Regions from separate parts of the Homo sapiens genome. Here region 2 is linked to region 1. A link is an interaction called in ENCODE POLR2A ChIA-PET data of the cell type or tissue named here. Cell type or tissue: OCI-LY7. All regions are shown on one strand. Each heading gives the region's core, and the rest is flanking DNA. Links, peaks and the distances in the headings are about the cores only. Region 1 holds the start of LOC105376958 (a long non-coding RNA gene). Region 2 overlaps GRIP2 (glutamate receptor interacting protein 2).

Region 1 (4,391 bases), core at 86-4,085:
AATTGCTGATGGAGAGGGCCTTACTCCTGCCATTTTGCTATTTTTTCTATATCTCATATTTTTTGTCCCTCAATTTCATTTCATTGCTGCCTTCTTTTATGTTAGATAAATATTTTCCATATGCCATTTTGATTTCCTTCTCGTTTATTTTACTATATACTTTTTAGTTATTTTCTTAGTGGTTGCCTGGGGATTACAATTAATTTATAACAATTAGATAAGTTCAAATTAGTACCAACTAATTTCAATAGTATAACAAACATTACTTCTGTATTCTGTTCTCCCATCTGCTTATGTTGTTACTGTCATCAGTTACATCTTTATGCATCATGTGCCCATCAATGTATATTTATTATTATTTGTTTATGTAGTTATTTTTGAAATCATATAGAAAAAAAGAGGAGTTACAAACCACAAATGCCTTTATACTGACTTTTCTATTTATTTACATGATTACCTATACTGGTGTTCTTCATTTCTCCATGTAGATTCAAGTTTCTTTTTAGTGTCCTTTCATTTCAGTCTGAACGACCTCCTTTACACTTCTTGCAGGGCAGGTCTACTAGCAATGAACTCTCTCAGTTTTTCTTTATCTGGAAATGTCTTCATTTCTCTTTCATTTTTGAAGAATATTTTTCCTGGATATAAAAGTATTGGTTAACCATTTTATTCTTTCAATATTTTGAGTAAGTCATCCCACTGTCTTCTGGCCTCCTTCGTTTCTGATAAAAAACCAGCTGTATTTCTTATTAAGGATGCCTTGTATGTGATGAATCACCTCTCTTCTGCTGCTTTCAGGATTCTGTCTTTGGTTTTCAACAGTTTGATTATGAAGTGTTTCACTGAGACTTGAGGTCCTTGGATGTGTATATTCATGTCTTTGATCAAATTTGGCAAATTTTGGCCTTTATTACTTCAACTATTATTTCTCTCTCTCTCTCTCTCTCTCTCCTCTCTCCTCTCCTTTTCTTTCCTCTCCTCTCCTTCTGAAACTCCTAGGTACTCTTGAAAGTGTACCTCAGGTATCTTAGGCTTCATTCGTTTTTCTTTATTTTTTTCCTTTCTGCTCCTCATACTGAGTAATCTCAATTGACCTTTCTTCAAGATTGCTGATTCTTTCTTCTACTTGTTCAAATATGCTGTTGAATCTCTCTGAAAAAAAATTATTTTAATTATTGTAGTTTTCAACTTTAGATTTTCTCCTTGGTTCCCCTTACAATTTCTATCACATCATTGGTAATCTCTATTTTTTTGAAATATAATTCTCATTATTTCCTTTAGTTTTTTGTACATAGTTTCCTTTAGCTCTTTGGGTATATTTTAAATAGTTGGTTTATATTCTGTTTAGTAAGTTCAATGTCTTGTCTTCCTCAAGAACTGTTTCTATTATTTCTTTATTTCCTGTGTATGGGCTACACTTTCTCGTTTCATTGCATGACTCATAATTTTTTGTTGAAAGCTGAACATTTTGAATATTATGATATGGCACATCTGGAAATCATCTTCCTCCCACCAGGGTTTATTGCAGCTGCTTTTTGTGATTGTTGTTGTTTGATTGCTTAGTTCTCTTTCCTTAATTAATTTTGAAAAGACTTTATTTGTTGTTGTATATAGCCACTGAAGTCTTTGTTTTGTTAGCCTAGTGGTCAGCTGGTGATTTAAATACAGACATGTATTCTTTGCCTGGAACAAAAAAAGAAAATAAAATCTCTCGGTGTCAGCAAATGGACTCTATGTGCATGCTGGAGTATACCTTCAACACCTGGAGAAGCACTTTACCACTCTGCCTTAGTCTTCACTTCCTCCTTGTGGAGAGCCTTGAGGTCAGCCAGAAGTGAAAACTTCTCAGGTCTTTCCTGAGCATGCACCCATTTCTGGGCATGCAAGCAGGCTTCTAGATTCCCACAAATATGTGAGAGCTTTTCAAAGCCTTTATTTCCCAATGTGTTTTAATCCCCGCTCCTTTTTCCCAACCTTTTGGTTTGTCTTTAGTTTGTCCCAACCGTTATCTATTGCCCCAAGTGGCAGCAGCTGTTACATTTGCCTTTTAAAATTTTCAACAAATTCCCCTTGAGTAGCTGCCTTAGCCCTTGGAGATCTCAGCAATGAGTCAATTCTTCAGGGAGCCACAAGACAGGTCAAAACAAACAACCAAAGTTATTTGGAAATTAGGTCGATTCTGTCCCTTATGTACTAGGAGCCTATACAAGGAATATGGGTTGTTGGTTGTTATCTTCAAGGCCACTGCTGAGCCAGGGTAATTTAAATACCATGAAGCTCTATTATCAAGATTCTGGTGGTTTTTTGTTTTTTTCTTGATTAAATATTGTCTTGGTTGCTGTCAACTTTTAGTTAGTTTCCCAATTTCCAATAAAGTTGATTCTGACTGCTTTTGCCAGTTTATTTTCTCCTTTTGTGGAGGGATGGGCTTTTGTAGTTCCCTATTCTGCCATTTTCACTTTTGGGGTGCTGACTTTTGAGAAGCAACGTGCACTTCAAAACAGCAGGCATTATGTGGAGCTGGAGCCCCATCAGATAGACTACATGGGAAACAAGCAGTGGAAATAAAAGTGGCCCCATCACCATTGTACACAGTGACTCATCTCAAGAATACCTTTAACTTTAGGCTCCACTGGACCAGTAATGCTGGTCCCTCAGCATGTCTGGGGTTGATGGGGAGAAGATACTTATCCCAGGGATGCCTAAAGCTGTAGCTGCTCCTTGTCATTTTAGGTTTCTCATGCCAACAGAGCAGTAGGCAAAGAAAGGAGTTCTTACACTTGTAGGAATATCAGATTCTGCCTATCATGAGGAAATAGCACTGCTGCTAGATAGTGGGGTCAGAGAAGAGGATGCCCCAAAGCTCAGGGGATTCAGTGGGGCTCATTTTGGTGTTTCACAGCCCAATGACAACACTTATGGGCAATTGCAGCAATGATAGTCTGCCCAGTGCACAGTGACCAGGGCTTCAAACCTCTAGGGATGATGACCCAGTTACCTCAGCAGACCAGCAAGCTCATATGCAGGAGTGGTGGTCAAGTATGAGGGCTATGCAGAATGAGTAGTGACACACAGGGACAATGAACACCAATGATGACCTTAGAATTCATGGTAATTGATGGGGTCTGTAGCTTGTTTCACAAACCCTCTTTCTTAACTTCTTTGTAGAAATTGTGACAGGCAAAATCCTGAAAGAAGCAGTATCAGGAGGGAGTGGACTTAATATGGGAAAGCAGTATCCCCCAGGTCTCAGCATTCCTACACAAGCTGGCCTGACTTCTATATCCCAACACATGCATCTCTTTGCCGAGGGCTTCCTCTGGCTGCTGGAGCCTGCTGTAACCACAGGCATGGCAGCCTAGAAGTGCCTAGAGTACTAATGCCATATCCCCAACTGCAGCCCTCGACCAGCCCAACCTCAGATAAGATGTCATGGAGGACGTCAGGATATCATTGTGTCCTCCACTGGCTCCACGTACTCACGGGGGTAGGTTGTATGTTAACAATTCCTTTCTTGCCTCCTTGCATTCTGTCTCGGTTCACACTCCCCTACAGTACTGATTGGCATGAAATAAACTACTTGCACTCAAATCCGTGACTGAAGGTCTGCTTCTTGGGGAGCCCAGGATAAGATGCCCCACGTCTCTCCTCCTTCCTTCGAGGAAGCCTAGTGTCTTGCTTCTGACTGTTTTCCTTCTTTTTCAAGCACAGAAAAATGGGCCATTTCGACAGACATAACAGTTTGCTCACTGAATTGCTGCCCATTGTACTTGGAATGAGTAATAACAACAAAAGCCTCCCTAACACAGTCTACCAGAACCTGCAGTATCTGAGCCCAGCCTGCCTCCAGTCCTGTCCTCAATCACTGCTCATAGTTTTATTGCAGGGAGCCGAAGGCCCATGGGAAATGACCAACTCGGCATTCCACTGGAGGCTATATGATCAAACAGCAAACTGTTTATCATGAATGCAGGATGTGGGCAAACTCACGACTGCTCCTGCCGACAGAAGGTTTGCTGGAGGCAATCACTCCCTGGTACTGAGGTTATCTATGGTGACATCTAGAGCCTCTTGTTCGAGGAATGCAGTCTTGCAAGCCTACTCTGGACTGAGCAGCTGACCCCTTCTTCCACCCCTCTTCTCACTATCTCTTTTGCCTAATAAATATGGAGGGCTGTGTAAAGCTCAGGGTCCTTGTCCACTAGAGGCAAGGTGCCCCCTGACCCCTTCTTCCAAATATACTCTTTTGTCTCTTGTCTTTTATTCCCAGGTTCGCCCCCTTGGTTCAGTCCCCCTAGGTCCATGCAGGCTACAAGTGGCACTTGAACAGGCAACAGTCCGAACACAGGGACTATGAGGACATGAACGAAGAAGGTCTGCCGGAGCAGAGG
Region 2 (4,391 bases), core at 232-4,231, 290 kb after region 1:
GTCTTTGCTTATCCACTCATAGCCTGCCACTCAAAAGGGCAGCCTCGCTCTTCCCCTGCCCTACCCACTCATCTCTCCACCAGCTGCACCAGCTGCACCCAGTAGGTCTCCTCTGCCAGGCTTGGTGCTAGATGTGGAGACTACGGGAGAGTCTCAAACTCCTGTCCACCTCACAGAGGCTCTGGAGGGCCCCAGACGCCGGGGACAGTGAGAAATCTGTGGTGTTGCCCCCTCCTTCATTTGTTCATTCCAGCCAGCCTTCAGCAGCGCCCACCACCCTCCCTTCCTCGGCTGGAGGGAGCCCTGAATTGCAAGCTGGGAACCCGCTAGTCAAAGGGTGGGCCTCTGGAGGTAGGAGGCCAGCATGAGGGCCATACCAGAGTTGTCCTCGTCCTTCCGGATCTTCAGCTTCACCAGGTCCTCGCACTGCCGCAGGATTTGCACGGCGTCCTCCATGGGGCAGTTGTCCAGGCGGATATTGTCAATGGCCAGTAGCTTGTCGCCTGGCTCCAGGGTGCCCGTCCTGCATGAGTCGGGGGCAGAGGGGATGGAAGGAGCCTGGTGCATGCAGGTGCCATACTCACTGCTGTTGGCCACTTCCCTTCCTGTGCCCCAGTGCCCCTACCTGTGTGCCACGCTGCCTTTCTTGATGTCGGAGATGATCAAGGGCTCCCCTCGTTTCCTGCTGGCCGCTGGAGAAAAAGAGGCCATGAATCTGACCTTGGTGGCCTCAGCCTGGGGTGGGGTGGCGAAGCCCAGGGGTCTGAGTGTGGACTCGGAGCCACTGGTCCTACTCACATCCTGGTCCCACTGCTTCCTGGCTGGGTGACCGTGAGCAAATCAGCTCACCTCCCTGTGCATCAGTTTCCCCCCTGTAAAATGGGGGTGGCACCGCAGACCTCATGGGGATGTGGTGAGAGTAAACCAGATAACACAGGCACAAGATCCAGCATGGCCCTTCCAATGCCAGCTCTTCTTTCCTCCTGCTCAGCCCATCCCCCAGCAAACTGCGAGCTCTTTGTGGAGGGGGGCTGTCTGCTTGGTGTCTGTGTCCCCAGCACCGGGCTCAGGGCCAGCACCCAGGCTCTATTGTGTGCTTGGGGGTGGGAGACACAGAAGTGAACAAAACAGACAGCAATCTCTCCCTGCCCTCCTGGAGCTGGCACTCCAGTGGTGGTCACAATCAACAACATTTAAACACCGATGAAGTGAGCTGTGGAGAAACCTGAGAAACGGGCTTGTGTCGAGGGCGGTAAATGTTCAGTCAGGTGGTCGGGGAAGGCCTTGTCAAGTGACATTTGGGCAAAGCCATGAAGGAGGTAGGGAAGAGGCCAGAGGAACGGTCTCAGATGCAAAGGCCCAGAGGCAGGAAGGGGCAGGCATGGCAGGGAGCAGCCAGGCTGACTGCGGCTGGAGGGCTTGAGTTGGGGAGAGTCGGGAGATGAGGTCAGAGGTCATGGGGTCCAGAGCACAGAGGGCCTCACTGGGGCCCGAGGCCCTCAGCTTTTACTCAGAATAAGATGGGAGCCACGGGAGTGCTTTCACCTTTCCCATGCTCACCCATTCTACGTTTTTCTTCTGCATTCCTCATTTTCATTCCTTTGACAAACATGAATTAAGCACCTACTGTGTTCCAGGCCTTTGCTGGGCTCTGAGAACACAGAAGCAGGCAGAAAACCAAACCCAGCCTAAATATTTGTCACCTTCCAATGCTCTCTCACCATGGGCACCTCACAAGCCCCCTGGGAGACCCACGAGGCCAGGGGACTGCCATGGTGCAGAACGGGAAGCTGAAGCTTTGGGAAGCTGGGGTCTCGCTGAGAACACGCAGCTGGGTCCACGGAAGCCAGCCTCCCCACACCCCCAAGCCTTTTCCTCGGGCCCCGCAGGGTGTCACGCCATGGAAATGCTGGTCTGAGCTTGGCAAGCTCTTTTTCCCCAGCAGTTGAGCTCGCTCCCAGGGGCAAACAGCAGCGGGAGGAGACTCACAGCTGATGGTGATGCCCAGCTCCACGCTGCGCTTCTTGGGCAGCTTCACGTGGAAGGTGCCACTGCTTGGGATGACGGACTCTGGGGGTAGATGGACATAAACCGACGTGAGGACCCAGAGGAGGAGCCTCAGCGAACCCCAGCCCCATGCCCATTCTGGCTGTGCTGGGAGTGACCCCGAAAGTCACAGTTCTAATCTCATCCCCCTGCTTCCTCTCAACAGAGGAGGAAACTGAGGCAGAGTGAGCTGACAGATTTGCTCAAAACAACTGACCTGCTCTAGTCAGACCAGAGTCGGGGCTGGAACCAGGCCTCTTGGCTGTCGGCTAGTGTGGCGGGCGGGAAGGGAGCTCCCCACAGCCTAACAACCCAGTGTGAATCTAGCACATATTTCCTGAGCACCTACTATGTGCCAGGCCGTGGCTGGGTATTTTCATGTTTTCATTTCTCTTGGGCATATGCCTCACCTAACCCAAGTACCGCCCCTATAGTGAAAAGATCGTTATCAACTATTTACGGATGGGGAAACAGTGGAGGGAGTGTCCTGTCCAAAGCCACACTGTGTTGAGGTCACAGAAGCAGAATTCTGACCCAAACTGTTGTTCGAGGTTCTTTGCCTAACCCATGCTGAGAAGGAGCTTGGAGTATTTTCAGCTCCCCAACCCCATCCCCACTTGGTCCTGCCCCTCTGCAAAAGTCTCCTGGTGTGGAAACTTCTCCCTCCCGTGCCAAGGCTTCCCTTCCCACTATAAGCTGCAAAGCCCCTGGGAGAAGGGCACTGGGCACAGAGGGGGATGGGGTGGAGCGTTTGCACAGGCGAGGCAGGATAAAGAGAGGAGGGGTGCAGGGCCCTGAAATATGAGGAGGAAGCTTGGGCCACTCACTCACCCGCCACATCGAACTCCACCTCCAGCACGACCTTGTGGGCCAGTGCGGCGTCCCGCAGGAGCTGGTTGGCTTCCTCCATAGTCCCGTCCTCGGTGGCAATGCCATTGATGGACAGGACACGGTCCCCCACCTGCAGCAGCCCACACCTGAACCCAGGGGGCCCGGCAGAGAGAAGAGGCTCCGTGACAGGTCCATTGGGAGACAAGAACGCCATGCAGGGCAGGACTGAACCTGGGTCACACCTCCTGGTCTGGGGTGACTCTCAGCTCTGCCCTGGCCCACCTGTGTATCCTCAGGAATCTGGCTAAGGGCTGGACCTTGCTGGACCTCAGTTTCCCTGTCTGTCCAATGGGGATGATGGCATGGGCCTTACAAGTTGTGTATACAGAGGACTCTGCCTTCAGGCAGACAGGGGTTCAAGCCCTGGGATTCCATGGGTGAGCTGTGTAATCCTGGGCAAGTGAGTCAGCTTCTCTGAGCCTCGGTTTCCTCATCTGTAAAATGGGGCTGGTGCTGGGGCTGATGCAATGGTTAAGTGAGATGCGCTTGTGAAGCTAGGGCTTGGTGCTGTGACTCAGTTTCTCTCAGAGAGTGGCAGGCTCAGTAGGGAGGGGGCAGGAGGCTCACCTCTCAGCCGGACTGTCAGGCTCGATGAAGCACACGAGGGGTGGGGAGGACAGGGTCTCGGTGGCGAAGATGCCGCCCTGGAGCTGGAGGCCAAAGCCGCTGAGGGGGTCTCCACAGAGCACGACCTCCGTGGTCTCCGTGTGCACAATCTGCCCGCCCGGCCCCACCGTGCTGGAGGCTAGCGACACTGTAGGACAGGTGGGCCCAGCATTCAGGTGAGCCGCCCCACGGAGGTCTTCCTGCCAGGGCCTGCCCATCCCGGGGCCCTAGGCACTGGAGCCAGAGTGCAAGGAAGTGGGAGCCCTGACTCAGTCTGGGACCAGACAGATCACAGCTCACTCTGAGCCTTGGCTTCCTCATCTGAACAATGGGATCGTTGATTCCCACCTCGTGGGGTGTGGCAAGGACTAGGGAAGACAGTGGCTGGGATTGACTGTCATGCTGTAAAGCAGGTTCTGGGGGGCAGTGTCATTTTATTGTATTATTGTGCTGTGATCTACTGTAGTATCTACTATATTATGTCACTCTGCTTTTCGGTAAGAGGTTTATTGAGATATAATTTACATACCACAGTAGTCACCTATTTAATGTGTACAATTCAGTGGTTTTTAGTGTATTCACAATTATGCAAACATCACCACGATGCATTTGAGAACATTTCATCACCTCCAGAAGAAACCCTGTTCCCTTCAGCCATCCCCAAAGATCTTCCTATGTCCCTCAGCCCTAGGCAACCGCGAATCTACTTTCATCTCTGCATTTGCCTGTTCTGGGCACTTTATATAAACAGAATCATGCACCATGTGGCCTTTGTGACAGGCTGCTTTCACTTGGCATAATGTTTTCAAGTTCATCCACATTTTGCAGGTGTCAGAATTGCATTCCTT

Evidence for each region. ChIA-PET counts read pairs that join two places held together with the same protein. Peaks named below come from ENCODE experiments on the same cell type or tissue, not always from the same donor. Only the 100,000 strongest peaks of a DNase experiment are listed, where the experiment ranks them.
Region 2: POLR2A ChIA-PET joins it to region 1 with 5 read pairs; 2 of 35 experiments call an interaction of 5 or more read pairs at or near these places.

Annotation. Positions count from the first base shown.
Region 1 is chr3:14,221,177-14,225,567 of GRCh38, forward strand. It overlaps LOC105376958 (a long non-coding RNA gene), which reads left to right and starts at 3,534. Exons shown (of 2, transcript XR_940606.3): 1 at 3,534-4,391. In OCI-LY7, for the core only: no CTCF peak of the experiment used is centred there; a DNase peak (open chromatin) is centred at 1,795; H3K27ac peaks cover 842 bases.
Region 2 is chr3:14,510,788-14,515,178 of GRCh38, forward strand. GRIP2 (glutamate receptor interacting protein 2) reads right to left here. Exons shown (of 24, transcript NM_001080423.4): 12 at 3,505-3,691; 13 at 2,878-3,023; 14 at 1,990-2,070; 15 at 626-692; 16 at 378-523. Among named protein-coding and RNA genes, the nearest start is that of GRIP2, 27 kb to the right of the region's middle. RefSeq lists an enhancer at 3,120-3,621. In OCI-LY7, for the core only: no CTCF peak of the experiment used is centred there; no DNase peak of the experiment used is centred there.